2 separate regions of the Homo sapiens genome follow, and region 2 is linked to region 1. Evidence: read pairs that join two places in POLR2A ChIA-PET (ENCODE). Cell type or tissue: GM12878. All regions are shown on one strand. Each heading gives the region's core, and the rest is flanking DNA. Links, peaks and the distances in the headings are about the cores only.

Evidence for each region. ChIA-PET counts read pairs that join two places held together with the same protein. Peaks named below come from ENCODE experiments on the same cell type or tissue, not always from the same donor. Only the 100,000 strongest peaks of a DNase experiment are listed, where the experiment ranks them.
Region 2: POLR2A ChIA-PET joins it to region 1 with 7 read pairs; 2 of 35 experiments call an interaction of 5 or more read pairs at or near these places.

Annotation. Positions count from the first base shown.
Region 1 is chr9:116,884,100-116,892,324 of GRCh38, reverse strand. All of the region lies in intron 10 of ASTN2 (astrotactin 2), which reads left to right. Among named protein-coding and RNA genes, the nearest start is that of TRIM32, 200 kb to the right of the region's middle. In GM12878, for the core only: no CTCF peak of the experiment used is centred there; no DNase peak of the experiment used is centred there.
Region 2 is chr9:117,111,663-117,119,887 of GRCh38, reverse strand. The region is part of intron 4 of ASTN2 (astrotactin 2); the gene reads left to right. Among named protein-coding and RNA genes, the nearest start is that of SNORA70C, 65 kb to the left of the region's middle. RefSeq lists a silencer at 6,256-6,432. In GM12878, for the core only: no CTCF peak of the experiment used is centred there; a DNase peak (open chromatin) is centred at 3,607.

The sequences.
Region 1 (8,225 bases), core at 1,455-5,454:
TTTCTCAACTAATTTATTTTAAATAGCAACTGCTTGAGAAAGAGACGTTAGACTGAATCAAGAATTATATGTGAAGAATTGCAATAAAGTAGTTTTACTGAAACAAAAGAGTGAGCAAGAACAGTATTTCTAAATTTATTTATTATAAATAAGTGATTTTAAATATTATATAGATATCACTATTACTAAAGTAGTAAATGAAATACTATAATTAGATATGAGACTGGTTCACTTATATTTCTAAGCAAAGTTTATGTATTCAGGCATATCAGATAACTTAAAATTTTAGGAAAATGTGCAGTAGTCTGTCATATTCAGGACCTCATGCAGGGGACTTGCTATATATGCTAAACACTACAGGGTTTTCCATCTTAGCAGTTATAGTAGGTAATAGCTTATATACCTTGAATATTTCCAATGCAATCAGCTCTAAATGCTTTGTTTGTATCAATTCATTTCATCCTCACAACAATCCCATAAGGATGATGGTATTGTTATTCCTATTTTGCAGTCTAGCTCCAGAGACTGTACTTTAAAAACATATATGTAATTTTTATCATGGAACATGTCAAACATAAAAGAAAGTGGAAAGATAGTAAAATGGATGACCAAGTGCCCATCACTCAGCAGAAATCAACTCACTTCGTGGACTAGAGGCCAAATGTTAAGTTCATCAAGTGACTCTGACTCATCAAAGCCCATTGTCATAGAGCCTGCCTGCATCTGTATTCTGACCCTATACTCCCAGCGATGGGACTTTGTGCACACCCATGTGCTTCTTTAGGCCCCCATTTCCTCATCTATAAAGTGGGGGTAACGTAGTTGCTGCTTTACACAGTTGGGCTAAGATAACTAGCATATGCTAAGTGCCTAGCTCACTGCTTGACACATAGTAAACACTTGATAAACATATGATCCAATTAGTGTTCATCTTCCTCACTCTAATGAAAGCTGAAAAAGAGCAACAGTGACAGAATACCACCAAACACAAACCCAGGCAGGTATTCAGAAAATATCTGTTGAGTAAACAAAAGCGAAATATCTTCTGCTTTAGCCTGAAAGCTCCACCACATATGCCCGATTTTCTTTCAGCAGAGAATTTTTCCTGCCCAAGTTAATAGTTAGCACTACTCAAAACCTTTTAAAATATAAACAGTCTTTAAGAGAAATTGTATACTAATGCAAATATCAAGGTACATCTGGCTACTGCTAGCAAAATACACTGAACAATGAATACATTAGATACATCAGCACCAGGCATTTGGGCTCTAAGAACTTTTGCTTTGATGACTCCTGGAGGCCCTGGAATTACTTCTAGATGAACTAGAATTGCCTTGTTGATGTGAAGCCTAACAGAGAGCTTAATTCTTCCTATGCTAACCTTGAGGCCGCTGAGACCAAATGGAATTTCAGACCAAGCATAGGAGTAAAATCACCAATAAGATCAATGATACATTTTCTTTCTGTGAGCAGCTGCCTCAGGCGGTGCTGAGTTCATATACCCCCGCTCCACCCCCCTGCCACTTACCAGCCTGGAAAAGGTCACTTCTCTTCTTGGAGCTGAATGAGATAATATTAGAAGCTTCTTTCCACCCTGGGGAGCTTTAAACATGCTAACTTCTGTTACCTTGTCGACCTTATCAGCAGTGCCATGAATACATTTTCATCTTTCAAACAAGAAAACAAGCTCAGAGAGATTCAGTGACTTACTCAGAGTCACACAGCTTTGACAGGGGACTTTCGAAAGCTTAAGTGTCAAAAGATCATTTTACAGCTATGTACTTGGATGTCATTTATTTAAACGTGGTTAGGGGGCAAAGAATGAAATTCACTTGGGTTTTGTGCATGGACCTGAGATATCTACAATGGTGGGGAAATGGGTTCTCTTGATTATATCATAAAATAACCAGAAGATTTCCTTTAACTACCATGTTGAGCTATTGCTAGCAATTTGAAATTTTTATGTGAGTGCCAGGCAGCCGATCATCTGCGTGGCAGGTGCAGTTAGGAATATGGAATAAGAAAGGAGTTTATTTATAAATGGCCAGATGAATCCCCAAAATGAACTTGTCAGTCAACCCAAGGAATGTAACTATGAAGGAATAGGAAATTAATGATTGTCCCCTTTGGCATAGACAGGCTCTCCAATACCAGGCGTATGATTTGCTGACTGTCAGCACATTTCTCGCTCCCCCTGCCTGGTTGCCAGTTATTTCTGTCAATACAAACTCAGTTCAATACCTCTGAAATGTTGATCAATAAACTCAGCACTTGCTGGTTGAAATGAGCTTTAGCATTATCTGGAAAAATAAGGAGGAGAGAATTAGTTTCCTTTTCCTCCCTCCTCTCTTTCTTTCTTCCTTTCTTTCCTAAACTTTCTTATTTTTCATTTTTTTGAGACAGTCTTGCTTTGTTGCCTAGGCTGGAGAGCAGTGGCAAGATTATAGCTCACTGCAGCTGCCAAGTCCTAAGCTCAAGTGATCCTCCTACCCCAGCCTTCCAAGTATCTGGGACTACAGGCATGTGCCACCACATCTGGCTAATTTTCTTATTTGTGTGTGTGTGTGTGTGTGTGTGTGTGTGTGTGTGTGTGTGTGTGTGTGTAGAGACAAGGTCTTGCTATGTTGCCCAGGCTGGTCTTAAACTCCTTGGCTCAAGTGATCCTTCTGCCTCGGCCTCACAAAGTGCTAGGATTACAGGCATGAGCCACCACTGCACCAGGCGCTAAACATTTATTATACCAGGCACACATGAAAACCAGTTCTAATTCCTGAGGATGCACAAAAAAAAAATGAGAATCATCAACCTGGTGAGCAAACACACAGCATACTCCTATGCAGTGGGATTGGCCTCATTAGAGATGGACCCGGAAGCCAGGGAGGTGAACAGGCCAGCGGCAGCAATTTCACTGCTGTGCCTGTGTTGAAGGGAGGGCTTCTAACTTCATGGAGGAGGTGATAATTCAGCTGGGCCCTGAGACATGAATAAAAGTCCACCAAATAGGCATATGAGAGGAAGGCCACATCCACATATCCAGAGAGATAGTGGTGAGACATGGCAGTTCCCTGCTCCCTCTTGCCTTCTTTTTTCCTCTTCTTTTTTTTCTTTTGCTTCCTTCTCTTCCTCAAGAATGAGCCTCCAGCCCAAGCAGAATGGCTCACATCTGTAATCCCAGCACTTTGGGAGGCCAAGTCTGGTGGATCAGTTGAGGCCAGGAGTTCAAGACCAGCCTGGCCAAAATGGCAAAACCCTGTCTCTACTAAAAATACAAAAATTAAGGGTGTTTTAAAGGAATGAGACTAAATCCTTTTCAGGGACGTGGATGGAGCTGGAAGCCATTATCCTTAGCAAACTAACACAGGAACAGAAAACCAAACACCTCATATTCTCACATATAAGTGGGAGCTGAACAATGAGAACACATGGACACAGGGAGAGGAACAACACTGGGACCTTGAGGGGGGATTGTGGGGAGGGAGAGCATCAGGATAAATAGCTAATACAATCGGGGCTTAATACCTAGGTGATGGGTTGATAGGTGCAGCAAACCACCATGACACACATTTACCTATGTAACAAACCTACATGTCCTGCACATGTATTCCAGAACTTATTTTTTTTTTTAATTACAAAAATTAGCTGGGTGTGGTGGCGCGTGCCTGTAATTCTAGCTACTCAGAAGGCTGAGGCATGAGACTTGCTTGAACCTGGGAGGTGGAGGTTGCAGTGAGCCGAGATTGCACCACTGCATTCCAGCCTGGGTGACAGAGCAAGACTCTGTCTCAAAAACAAACAAACAAACAAAAGAAAGAACCTCTGGAGAAGGCTTACTATCACTTTTAGAGCAAGAGTGATAAAAATATGAATAATATCATAATATATAGTTTCATATCAAATGAGAATATTTATTGAGCATCTACACTGTTTCAATAAAACCATCAGAAGATCCACCAGAAAACAATATGTTGTCACTGCCTGTATGTACACTGCTGTATCTGGCATGCCTACACAAAGTAGTCATGAATGAATACATTTGATTTTTGGTTTTTTTTCTTGAGACAAGGTCTCATTGTGTCACTCAGGCTGGAGTGCAGTGGTATGAGCAATGGGTCACTGCAGCCTTGACCCTCCCAGGATCAAGCGATCCTCCCACCTCAGCCTCCCAATCTGTTGAGATTGTAGCCATGAGCCACCCACCATGCCAGGTCTAATGAATACATTTATTTTAGATTGAGGGTCAGACACTTTATATAAGTTACTGCTGATCTTATGATATATGAAAAATATATATTATCAATACGAAATTTTACCTGAATGAATCGATCAGATTTATCCTTTAAGATGTAAATCACATTGGGGCTGGGCACAGTGGCTCACGCCTGTTATCCCAGCATTTTGAGAAACCGAGGTAGGTGGATCCCTTGAGCTCAGGAGTTCGAGACCAGCCTGGGCAACATGGTGAAACCTCATCTCTAAAAAAAATATAAAACTTAGCTGGATGTGGTGGTACGGGCCTGTAGTCCCAGCTTCTTGGGAGGCTGAGGTGGGAGGATCACCTGAGCCCAGGAGATAGAAGCTGCAGTGAGCCAAGATCATGCCATTGCACTCCACCCTGGGTGGCAGAGTGAGACCCTGTCTCAAAAAAATCGAAACAACAACAATACAAAGTAAATTACATCATTGCAGTCTTTGCTCAAAACTCCTTAACACTTGTGCATTGTGTATCTCTTGGCCTATAGTAAAACTCAAAATTCTTACTGTCACCTCTGAGACTATCTGTGACCTGGCCCCTGCTGGTTCTTGAAGGGCCACCCCCATCCCTGCCCCTGGGCCTTTGCACCTGCTGCTCTCTCTGCTTGTAACACGTTTTTTTCCTAGGCTGGTTGTTTCCAGAATTCCCTTTCTCCCTCTGTCCAAAAGCCTCTCCTCGGGGGATCCTGCACCCCTCCCATCCTAAACAGCTTGTCCCTTCTCCCCAGGCATCTCCATCTCAGTCCCTGAGTCCCTGACTTCTTTTCTTTCACTTACCCTGCTCTGACTTTATACGATGTGCTTGCATGTATTTCTATGTGTGTTTATGTCTGTCTCCCCTGGCTGTCTCACCTAGCTAGTACTCAGCCATTGTTGAATTTGCCATGTAAGTTTATTTATATGCTTTTCCAAATTTAATCTATCCAACAACCTTATGAAATAGGCATAATGTCCCTATATTCAAATAAGGAACTTAGCACATTATTCACAATAACATCGACAGCAGAAATTTATTGAGCACTTGTTTCACATCAGACACTGTGCTAATCACTGCATTCGTATTCCCATTTGATTATGTCCATGAGCCTACACCATGATGATCTTATCAAGAAGGCCATCCCTGACCTCCTTACTAAATCAGCATGCCCCACCACAGCTCCCCCAAGCTCCCATCATGTTAATATTTAACTCTTAAACCACATAAGTCTTTAATCCTTGTTCATTGGTTTGTTATCTGTCTCCCCTGCATGAGAGGGAAAGGACTCTCTTTAATACTCTGCTGCCTTTGCTGCACCTAGAGCAGTACCTATCATGTAATAGATGCTCAATAAAAAAAATATTCTTTTATTTCTGAAATGCCAAGTTCTATCCCCACTAAAAAACAAAACAAAACAACAACAAAAAGCAAGTCGGGCATAGTAGGTCACACCTGTAATCTCAGCACTTAGGGAAGGCTGAGTGGGAGGATCACTTGAAGCCAGGACTTCAAGACCAGCCTGGACAACATAGTAAAACCCATCTCAACAACAACAACATTAGCCAGGTGTAGTGGCACATGCCTGTAGTCCCAGCTATTCCAGAGGCCGAGGTAGGAGGATTGCTTGAAACTAAGAAATAGAGCCTTCAGTGTGTGATCGCACCACTGCAGTGAAACCTGGGCAACGGAGCAAGACCCTGTTTCAAGAAAAAGAAAAGAAAGAAAGAAAAAAGAAACAATTGCAGGAGGAATCAGTCTTCCCACATTGCTTGGGCAGTCTGCCTTTGAGGTACTTAACAGACCAGCACTGTCTCTACCAATTCCTTCCCCACACTATTTCTTTTCCCACTGGCAAGGCAGGCAGGCCAATTAGTGGCCTTGTCTAAAATGAAACTGACAGAGCAAACCAGACCTGTGGACAGATAATAGCATGTTTCCTGGGACTGTAGATCTGTCTGACAGTGGGTCTATGGCCAGCACTAGGCTTTTTTGCTGCCTGATGTTGTAGGTCCTCACAGACTCTTAAGAAGTAGAGGCAAGAGGATCAGTCCTGAGGTCTTCTCCCCAACCTTCTCTAAATAGTAGCACAGAAAGCCCACCTGCCCCTTTGACATAAAGAAAAGACTATTTTTTTCATATTTTCCTGCATAAACCTAAACCTGGTGATAACACCTGGCATTCAATAGGTATTTGCTAAATGATTGAATGAATGAATGAGTGAGTAAATGAATGGATGGACATGCTTTGAAATGAATGAGCAAACAGCCTTATTGAACATACAGAAATTGAGGCTCTGAAAAGAGAAGTAATATGGGCTGAACTGTGTCACCTCACAATTTGTGTGTTAAGTCCTAACCCCTAGTACCTCAGAAAGTGACTATTTAGAGATAAGAGGTTTTTTTTTGTTTGTTTGTTTTGTTTTGTTTTGTTTGAGATGGAGTTTTGCTCTGTCACCCAGGCTGGAGTGCAGTGGCATGATCTTGGCCCACTGCAACCTCTGCGTCTGGGGTTCAAGAGATTCCCCTGCCTCAGCCTCCCAAGTAGCTGGGATTACAGGTGCATGCCACCTCGCCTGGCTAATTTTTGTATTTTTAGTAGAGACGAGGTTTTGCCATGTTGGCCAGGCTGGCCTCCAACTCTTGACCTCAGGTGATCCACCCACCTCAGCTTCCCAAAGTGCTGGGATTATAGGCATGAGCCACTGTGCTCCGTGCTCCGTTGAGATAAGGTCTTTTTTTATTGATACATAGTATTTATACTTATTCATGGGGTACCTTTAATATTTTGTTACATGTAAAGGATGTGGAATGATCAAGTCAGGGTATTTATTATATCCATCACCTTGAGTAATTTTCATTTGTATGTGTTGGGACATTTCCAGTCTTCTCTTCTAGCTAATTGAACATGAGACTTTATTCCTTCTATATATTTATACCCATTAACTAACCTCTCTTCACCCATGACCATACACACACCCTTTCCAGCCTCTGGTGGAAATAAGGTCATTAAAGAGGCAATTAAGGTTAAATGTGGTGGTCTCTAATCCCATATGACTGTTGTCCTTATAAAAAGGGGAAATTTGTGAAACCCTGTCTCTACTAAAAATACAAAAAATTAGCCGGGCACAGTGGCGGGCGCCTGTAATCCCAGCTACTCAGGAGGCTGAGGCAGGAGAATGGCATGAACCCAGGAGGCGGAGCTTGCAGTGAGCCAAGATAGCGCCACTGCAGTCTGGCCTGGGTGAAAGAGTGCGACTCCGTCTCAAAAAAAAAAAAAAGTGGGTGGGGGGGGGGCGGATATTTGGAGATTGACATGCACACAGGGAGAATGTCATACAGACATCAAGGCAGAGATCAGAGTGATGTGTCTACAAGCCAAAAACGCCAAAGATGGCTAGCAAACTACCAGAAGAGGAGGTTTTGTTTGAGATGGAGTTTTGCTCTGTCACCCAGGCTGGAGTGCAGTGGCACGATCTTGGCCCACTGCAACCTCTGCGTCTGGGGTTCAAGAGATTCCCCAGAGGAATCAAGAGATTCCTCTGGTATTCAAAGAGGAATACCATGGGCTGGTATTCCTAAAAGAAGAGATTAACACATAGGCACAGAGGAAAGACCATGTGAAGACAAAGGGAAAAGAAAAATCTACAGGCCAAGGAGTGAGACCTCAGATTACAGCCAACTCTACTGATGTCTTAATTTTGGACTTCTAGCCTCCACCCAGCCTATGGTATTCTGCTAAGGCAGCCCTAACAAACTATCACAGGAAGTGACTATCCAAGTCCTCTCACACTAGCAGCAGAGAAGGACTTGAATCCCCTTCTCTTGGAATCCAGGTCCCATGGCTTTCTCCTGTGTTCCATGGCCTGCTAGGCAGCATAAGTCCCCAAGTTTAGATCTGGAAGAGACATGGGCTTCTAGACTGTCTAGAAGCCTGCCTGTCTGGCTGTGGGATGGAATTCACCAAGCATCTCTATTAACGATGAACTCTAGGCACACTC
Region 2 (8,225 bases), core at 1,587-5,586, 230 kb before region 1:
TTATTCACCTCCATCTTGCAAAATCTACCCATAGGAAAGCTTCTAAAGTCAAACCCCATCTTCCTATGAAATTCAGGATAACATGCGTGTCACATTGTGTCACATTGGGATGCCCTCATTTTTGTCAGTCTCTGGCAAATCCCATCTATCAGAGGAAGGCTGGTGAGGTGAGGATTAGTGTCTCTTTCTCATATTTCAAATAATGTAAAAATTATATTTAAAAAGATTCAGAGAGGTTTAATAATTTGTTGAAAATCAGACATGAAGGAAGAAGTTGGACTCAAATCTAGCTCCCAATCATTGCATGTGTTCTTTCTAGCACTTGTAAGGGTAGGCTTGATTGCAAGCTGTGGAGTGAAAGCTGTGAGATGCAGGAGAGAGTAAGGAGAAGGAGGTGCTGGAGAGGGTCAGGACATCAGGAGGCCACACCCTAGTTTACCTTCTCCTCAACACACATGATAGGGGCCTCCTTGTCCTGGCTACAGGAAGCTTGGGCATTCCCACTCCTTGAACCTGAAGCCAGTTTCTGCAAACTCAGAAGCAATTGGGAAATAGCACACCATGCCTAATCAAATAAAATTCATTTCTTTCATCTCCCCAGAGAGTTCCTCATTTAAACAAACAGGTGAGTTTCCAAAAGTATATGTGTTTGCAAGATGTTTTCAAACCTGCATGTAAATCCTTTTCTGTTTTGAGAGGGCAGGCAGAGTGGGCAATTTACAATTTTTCTTTCTACTGTTTAGCTTTAAATTTTTCTGTGCATTATCTATTCATTCATTCAACAAGTATTTATTGAATGCCTACCCAATGCTGGGCACTTAAGTGAATGCAGAGTATGGTGATAAAAAGACAAAGGTCCTGAACTCCTGCAGGTTCTATTCTTCTGTAAGAGAGAGGCAATAAACGTAGATATGACATCATCTCAGAAAGCAATAAATGTTATGAAGAAAAATAAAACAGGGTAAAAAGATAGAGTGAGGAGGTGGAGGAAGGGAGTATCTTAGGGTGGTCAGAGAAGGCTTCTTGAGGAGGTGACAGTTGCACAGAGACCTGTGGAGAAACAACATTGTAGGAAGAGAAAGAACAGTATTATGACCCTGAGACAAGAACAAGGTTAATGTATTCAGTGGCCTGCAGGAAGACCAGGGTGAGTGAGAAGGGCAGGAAGAGAAAAAGATGGAAAAATAGCCTGGGGTTACATAATTAGGATCCAGCTGTGGATTTTGGAGTATTGTTTTACAGCTGATGAGCATCCATTGGAGACTAGTGAACAGGGAAAGGACTTGGTTTGATTTACATTTATAATCTGACCTCTCTAACTTTTGTGCATGGAATAGGCATTGGGAATATAAATGTAGAAGCCTGGAGAGTGTCAGAAAGCCCATTTTGTGGTAAAATAGACAGACGATGATAGCTTCATCTAATGTTGCAGCTGTGGAGGTGATGAGAAATGATCAAACCTTAGGATTTTTTGGTAGAGACAATGGGACTTAGATCTGGATTGGCTGTCCTCTAGGAGAGGAAAAAAAGGGATCAGTGATGACTACCATGTTTTGGTCTGGGTAAGTTCATGACTGGAGATCTAGGATGGGGGCAACTGGGCCAGTAGCTGTCTTAGGAAGGGCAAAAAAGAACTCTGGCTTAACCATGTGATGTCCTCTCATCTGAATAGTAGCTTTCCAAACCATATGGGAAATATAGAATTACTTTTGTTTTATAAAAGAAAACAGGGAAATTAAATTACTTAAACCCGCATGACAACACTGATAGAACCAGGATGTAGACCCAAGAATCCTAGGTCTCGGCTACTGAGCTTTCCTTATAACTGGTCAGTGAATCCCTTTGAACAACCTGGCACTTTTTTCCTCGTTGGGTTTGTGAAGAGGTCAGGATTTATTTATTTATTTTTTTAATATAACGGTGATTTTCAAAAGGGGTTTCCCCTACATTCTGCCCTGCTGCCATGAGACGCAGGGGCCTTTGGGTGGCTCTTACCCCCAGAGCCTGCGAAGTTCACCCTGGGAATGAGTGCCATGTCTGAAGAAAGATGGAGTGTGACGGCTGCTTAGAAAGCATACTGTTTCTCCTGGGATAGAAACGTAGAAGAGCTGTTGGGGATTGTTAGCTCAGGGAAAGAAAAAGTCAGACTCTCAGCACATGGTAGATTATTTATGTTTGAGATTAACAGGCTAATAACTCAGCAAACAGGATTAAATTGGAAAACATCTCATCAAAACATCTGCAGTACCATGGGGTAGGGGGTGCTGATGAGAACTCCTCTTGATTTATTCCTTCTAGCCAACACTTGTTAGCTCCTACTATGTGCCAGGAACCATATCAGGAGCTCAGGGAGAGAAAAAGCCTCTGCTCACATCTTGAGGCAGTAGGTGAGGGGAGCCCTTCCCACTCTCAACAAAGTCCCTCATTCTTTCCTAAAACAGCCTGTTGACACAACTTTGGGTATTAGTGGAGTTGCGTTTTTTTTTTTTCTCTTTCTTCGTTCTTTTCTTTTTTTTTTTCTCCACTTTGCTTTTTTCCCATCTCCCAGAGCTGTTTAAAACCCTACACTTGTCCAAGAAAGAAAAGAAAAAGTGCAAATAGCAACTTACATTTAGTCCCTTCCACTTGGATCTGAGCTAGTTAAGTTTGGTGTTTGTGTAGAAACTTTCATGTGTCTTCCACAGAGAGTAATGAATTTTTCCTAGCTAAGGGGAAACTGAGGTACCCCATCCCAAAGATGAGCCCCTCTCTGTTTTTCACTTGCCTGATTTCTTGACTGCTGTGAAAACCTCACTGTTATCACCACCAGTCCCCATGCTTAAGCATTCATATTACCATATTATCCTATTACCATATTGTCCACAAGAGGTATGAGAAAGAACACTGGGTCCAGAGACCCAGGAGTTGATTGTGAATCTGTTACTGTCATCTCCCAAGCATAAAGCTTTATACATCAGTAATAGGACATTCTGCTTACATTATGTAATTGTTAGACCTAATTAAACGATGAATGGGAAAGGCCTTTTTTTTTTTTTTTTTTTTTTTTTTTTTTTGGCTCATGCCAGAACTGCCTCAAAACCCCATCAACACACACACACACTCACACAGAGAGACTTTTTAGGAACAATTGGAAATAACTCTACTGGCCACAGGACAACTATTAGGCCATGGAGGCAGGCACATTCCCATGTAGCCTAGCTTGGAAAGAGCAGTTTTGCAAGGACTTTGGAGCAAAGCTTCCACTGTTGCCTTCCAGAATCACCATTCTCCTAGACTAGCATTGTGCAGAATTAAAAAAAAAAAAAAAACTTTTGATGAAATCTTTTCCCTTAACATTGTCTATAGCTTTGATCAAGCAAATGGCAAAGATTATTCAAGTTAGCAGTTGAATCTGTTGTTCCTGATTGTGTGTTTGTTTAATTCTTGTGTGGCCAGAAAGATGCACATGATAAAGACCCTGTAGTGCCTCCATCATGCTTCAAAAGTATGTTCTGACCAATCTACATAGGTTCACAAGAAAACCCTTATCTCTGTAGAGAAGTTCACATTCTTTTACTAGTTTCAGCTTACTGACTGAAAGCTAGAGCCAAGCCAGAATCTCTGTTTCACTTGTGTGTGATCATCTTTCCTCCATTCTCATGCCTCACTACACACACAACCCTAATCTCACATCCTGACCATTCTTTCTGCTACCCCCAGGAGATAGGAGTGAGGCCCTGCCATGTGTTCCACAGCTCTTGCATTAGCCTATGCTGTAGCCTTATTATACTTCATTCTGCCTTCTGGATTCTTGACCATTTCCTCCATCTGAATGTGAGCTCTTGGATGGGAGCAATATATATATATATATGCATTTTTTTTTTGAGGCGGAGTCTCACTCTGTCCCCCAGTCTGGAGTGCAGTGGCACAATCTCAGCTCACTGCAAGCTCCGCCTTCTGGGTTCACGCCATTCTCCTGCCTCAGCCTGCCGAGTAGCTGGGACTACAGGCGCCCACCACTACGCCCAGCTAATTTTTTGTATTTTTAGTAGAGACGGGTTTTCACCATGTTAGCCAGGATAGTTTCGATCTCCTGACTTCGTGATCCTCCTGCCTTGGCCTCCCAAAGTGCTGGGATTACAGGTGTGAGCCACCGCGCCCGGCCAGCAATTGTCTCTTATTGACAGTTATACCCCTAGCCTACTGCACAGGCTTAATATGTAGTAGGCATTCAAACAACGTGTTGAGTAAACAAATCAATATTTGAATAAATGAAACTACAGCTATTTGTTGTCCAAGGTTTCCAATATCCTTTTAAATGTATTATCTCACTTAAGACTTGTGACCATAGTATAGAATAGATATTTTGTTTTGTTTTGTTTTTCTGAGACAAAGTCTCACTCTGTCGCCCAGGCTGGAGTACAGTGGCATGATCTCGGCTTACTGCAACCTCAACCTTTGCATCCTGGGTTCAAGTGATTCTCCTGCCTCAGCCTCCTTAGTAACTGGGACTACAGGCATGCACCCCCATGCTTGGCTAACTTTTGTACTTTTAGTAGAGACAGGGTTTCACCATGTTGGCCATGCTGGTCTTGAACTCCTGACTTCAAGTGATCCACCTGCCTCGGCCTCCCAAAGTGCTGGGATTACAGGTGTGAGCCATCACATTGCCCGGCCTAGAATAGATATATTCCCATTTTAGAGATGTGAGACTTAGAGTTTAGAGAGCTCAAGTGACTCACTTAAGGTCACTGTTAATGGTGATGATTGCTGTATACAAAATTACCCCAAAGCTTTGTGGTTAAAAGCAACAACCTTTTCCTTTGGCCCACAGTTTTGTGGGTCAGGAATTCGTAAAGGGCTTGGCTGGGCAGTTCTTGCTTCGGGGTGTCTCATATAGTTGTAGCCAAACACCAGGTGGGGCTGTAGTCATCTGAAGGCTCAACTGAGCTGGACATCAAAAATGGCCCCCTCACATGGCTGGAAATGGGTGCAGTTGTTGGCTAAGAGCTCCAATGGGGATGTTGACTGGTGTGCCTACATGTGGGCTCTCCAAAATGCTAATCTCTGAGTAGTCAGGTTTCTTGGATAGTGACTGGTTTCTGTCCCAGGAGAACTAAGTGACATTGCATGGCCTTTTCTGACCTGGCCATGCAAGATACATAGCCTCAATTCTGTCATTTTCTTTTAGTCAAAGCAGTAACAAGCCCTCCCAGATTCAAGTATTGAAGATCCTGTATCTCAGTAAGAAGTATGTCAAGAATTTCAGGGCTATGTATAAAGCTACCACAGTAACACAGAATTAAAAAACAAAACAAAACAACAAAAAAGCCTCAAACTTAGGTTTTCTGACTCTAATTCAATAATTTTTTGCTATTCCATGATTGATATATAACATGAATTTTGAATATACAAAACAATTCAGAGCTAATGCAGTGTATCAATGAGGGCCTCAGTTCTCCAGACAGCTGCAGGAAGAATTGTTATGCTAAAAACACAATTTCTGATAAATTATTGAATTGTCTGTGTTCTAATTTCATGCCTGAAATGCAGAGGAGAAGTGAGGATACTCATCCCTCTGGGATTACTGCTCTGCCCGTAAGTCTGACCAACAATAAGAGTGTCATTCGATAATGAGTTATATTAGACTAAAACACACATCTTAGTCACACATTTGACTAGGGACACAAAGCTGGCCTTAATCTGATAAATCCCATAGACTTTTTTTTTAAAAAAAAAAAAGACTAATGTTCATTAAAAAGAGTTTCTAAAATTCCCCAAAGTATAAACAAAAATGAAAATGTTCTGTACCTCATCCTCCAAAAACTACTAACATATAAATTTTGCCCTATTTTTTTCAAGCTTTACTTATATTTTTCTACATGCAACTTAAAAATGATCTTTATTAAAGTATAACTTGTTTACAAGAAATCACATCCATTTAGAGTATGCAATTCAATGAGTTTTGAAAGATGTATACACCAGTGACCATTTCCTTCACCCCCAAAAGATTCCTGACGACCTTTTACAGTACATCCTTCTTTCTACCTACAATATCAGACAACCACAGATCTGCTTTTTGTTACTATAGATTAGATTTGTCTTTTCTGGAATTTCATTTAAATGGACTCACACAGTATGTAGTTTTTGTGTCTGACATCTTCCATTCAGCATAAAGACTTTGAAATTTCTTCCTTTATTTACACCTGTCAGTAGATCCTTTTTTTTTTGTTTTGTTTTGTTTTGTTTTTTGAGACGAAGTTTTGCTCTTGTTGCCCAGGCTGGAGCGCAATGGTGCGATCTCGGCTCACTGCAACCTCCACCTCCTGTGTTCAAGCGATTCTCCTGCATCAGCCTCCCTAGTAGCTAGGATTACAGGCACCTGCCACCATGCCTGGCTAATTTTTGTATATTTAGTGGAGACGGGGTTTAACCATGTTGACCAGGCTGGTCTTGAACTTCTGACCTCAGGTGATCCACCCTGCTTGGCCTCCCAATGTGCTGGGATTGCAGGTGTGAGCCACCACGCCTGGCCTAAATATGCTGTATTTTATCTGCCAACCAGTTGGTGGATATTTGGGTTGGTTGCAGCTTATTGCTACTGTGGATAAAACTGCTGTGAACTTTCATGCAGAAGTCTTTATGTGAACATATATGGTTTTGTTTCTCTTGTGTAACTAGGAATGGGATATCTGGGTTATTTGGTTGTTGTAGAATTAACATTTTGAGAAATAGGGTTTTTTTCCAAAGTGGATACATGATGCATGTTTTCATCTGCAGTAAATGAGAGTTTCACTTGCTTCAAAACCTTGTCAAGACTGGTAAGACTGATCTTTTTAAAATTTAGCCATTCTAATTGTTGTGCAGTTGTATCTCATTGTGATATAATTTATGTCTCCCTGATGACTAAAGAGGTTGAGGATCTTTTCATGTACTTATCAGCATTCATATATTTTTAGGTATTTCTTCAAATCTTTTCCATTTTGTATTTGCTTATCTCCTTGTATTGTTGTAAGAGTCTTTATAAACATACTTTGTCAGATATATGTATTATATGTATTACAGTTATTTTCCCCGATTATGTAGCTTGTCTTTCCTTTTCTTAGTGGTGTCTTTTGAAGAAGAAGATCTTTCATTTTTCTAAACTCCAGTTTCTCAATTTTTTTCTTTTATGATTTATGCATTTTGTTTTCTATCTATGACCTTTGCCTACCCCAAGGTCAAAACAATGTTTCTCCTGTTTTCTCCTAGAAAGCTTATAGATTTATCTTTTACATTTACTTCTGTAATCCATTTTGAGTTAATATGTGTATATGGTATGAACTATGGGCTTTTGTTCATTCCTTTTAGCATATGGCTCTCCAGTTGTTCCAGCACCATTTATTGAAAAGACGTTCCTTTGACAACTACATCAAAAATCAATTGTATATACTTCTGAACACTCTATTCTGTTTCACTGATTTATATTCCTATCCTTTAGCCAATACAACACTGTCTTGTTTACTACAGCTTTATAATAGATCTTAAAAACAAGCAGTGTTAAGTCTACCAACTTTGTTCTTCTATAAAATTACTTAGCTATTGTGGATTACTTGCACTTTCATATAAATTTTAGAATTACCTTGTCAATTTCTACCAAAACAAAAAAAAAAACCTTGTTGGGATTATAACTTGTATTTCATTTACTCAATATTAAATTTATGGGGAGAAAGCATCTTAACAATATTGAGTATTACAATCTGCAAACATGGTATATTTGTTTATTTAGATTTTCTTTATCTTGACAGTGTTACATTGTTTTCATTGAAGATATATTGCATACCTTTTCTTAAACATATTACTAAGTATTTGAGAGTTTTTTCTACACTATTGTAAATAGAATTATTTTTGAATTTTTTTTTTAGCTTTTGCTGCCAGTATGTAGAAATACAATTAACTTTTGTATATTTACCATTTATATTTCAATCATGCTAAAGTAATTTATTCTAATAGTTGTTTTGTATATTCTTTGTGCTTACTTTTATAAATAATTATGTCATCTTTAAAAAATACAGTTTCATTCCTTCCTTTCAAACTTTAAGCTTTTTCTTTTTCTTGCTTTATTGAAATGGCTAAAGCAAGGGTGTCTATATATATTTCATTTTCAGCAGTTTGACTATGATGTGCAACTCTTTCTTTTTCCCATGTTTAAATCATGTTTGATTTTCCATGAGCTTTGCGAATTTGATAATTTATATCTTACATCA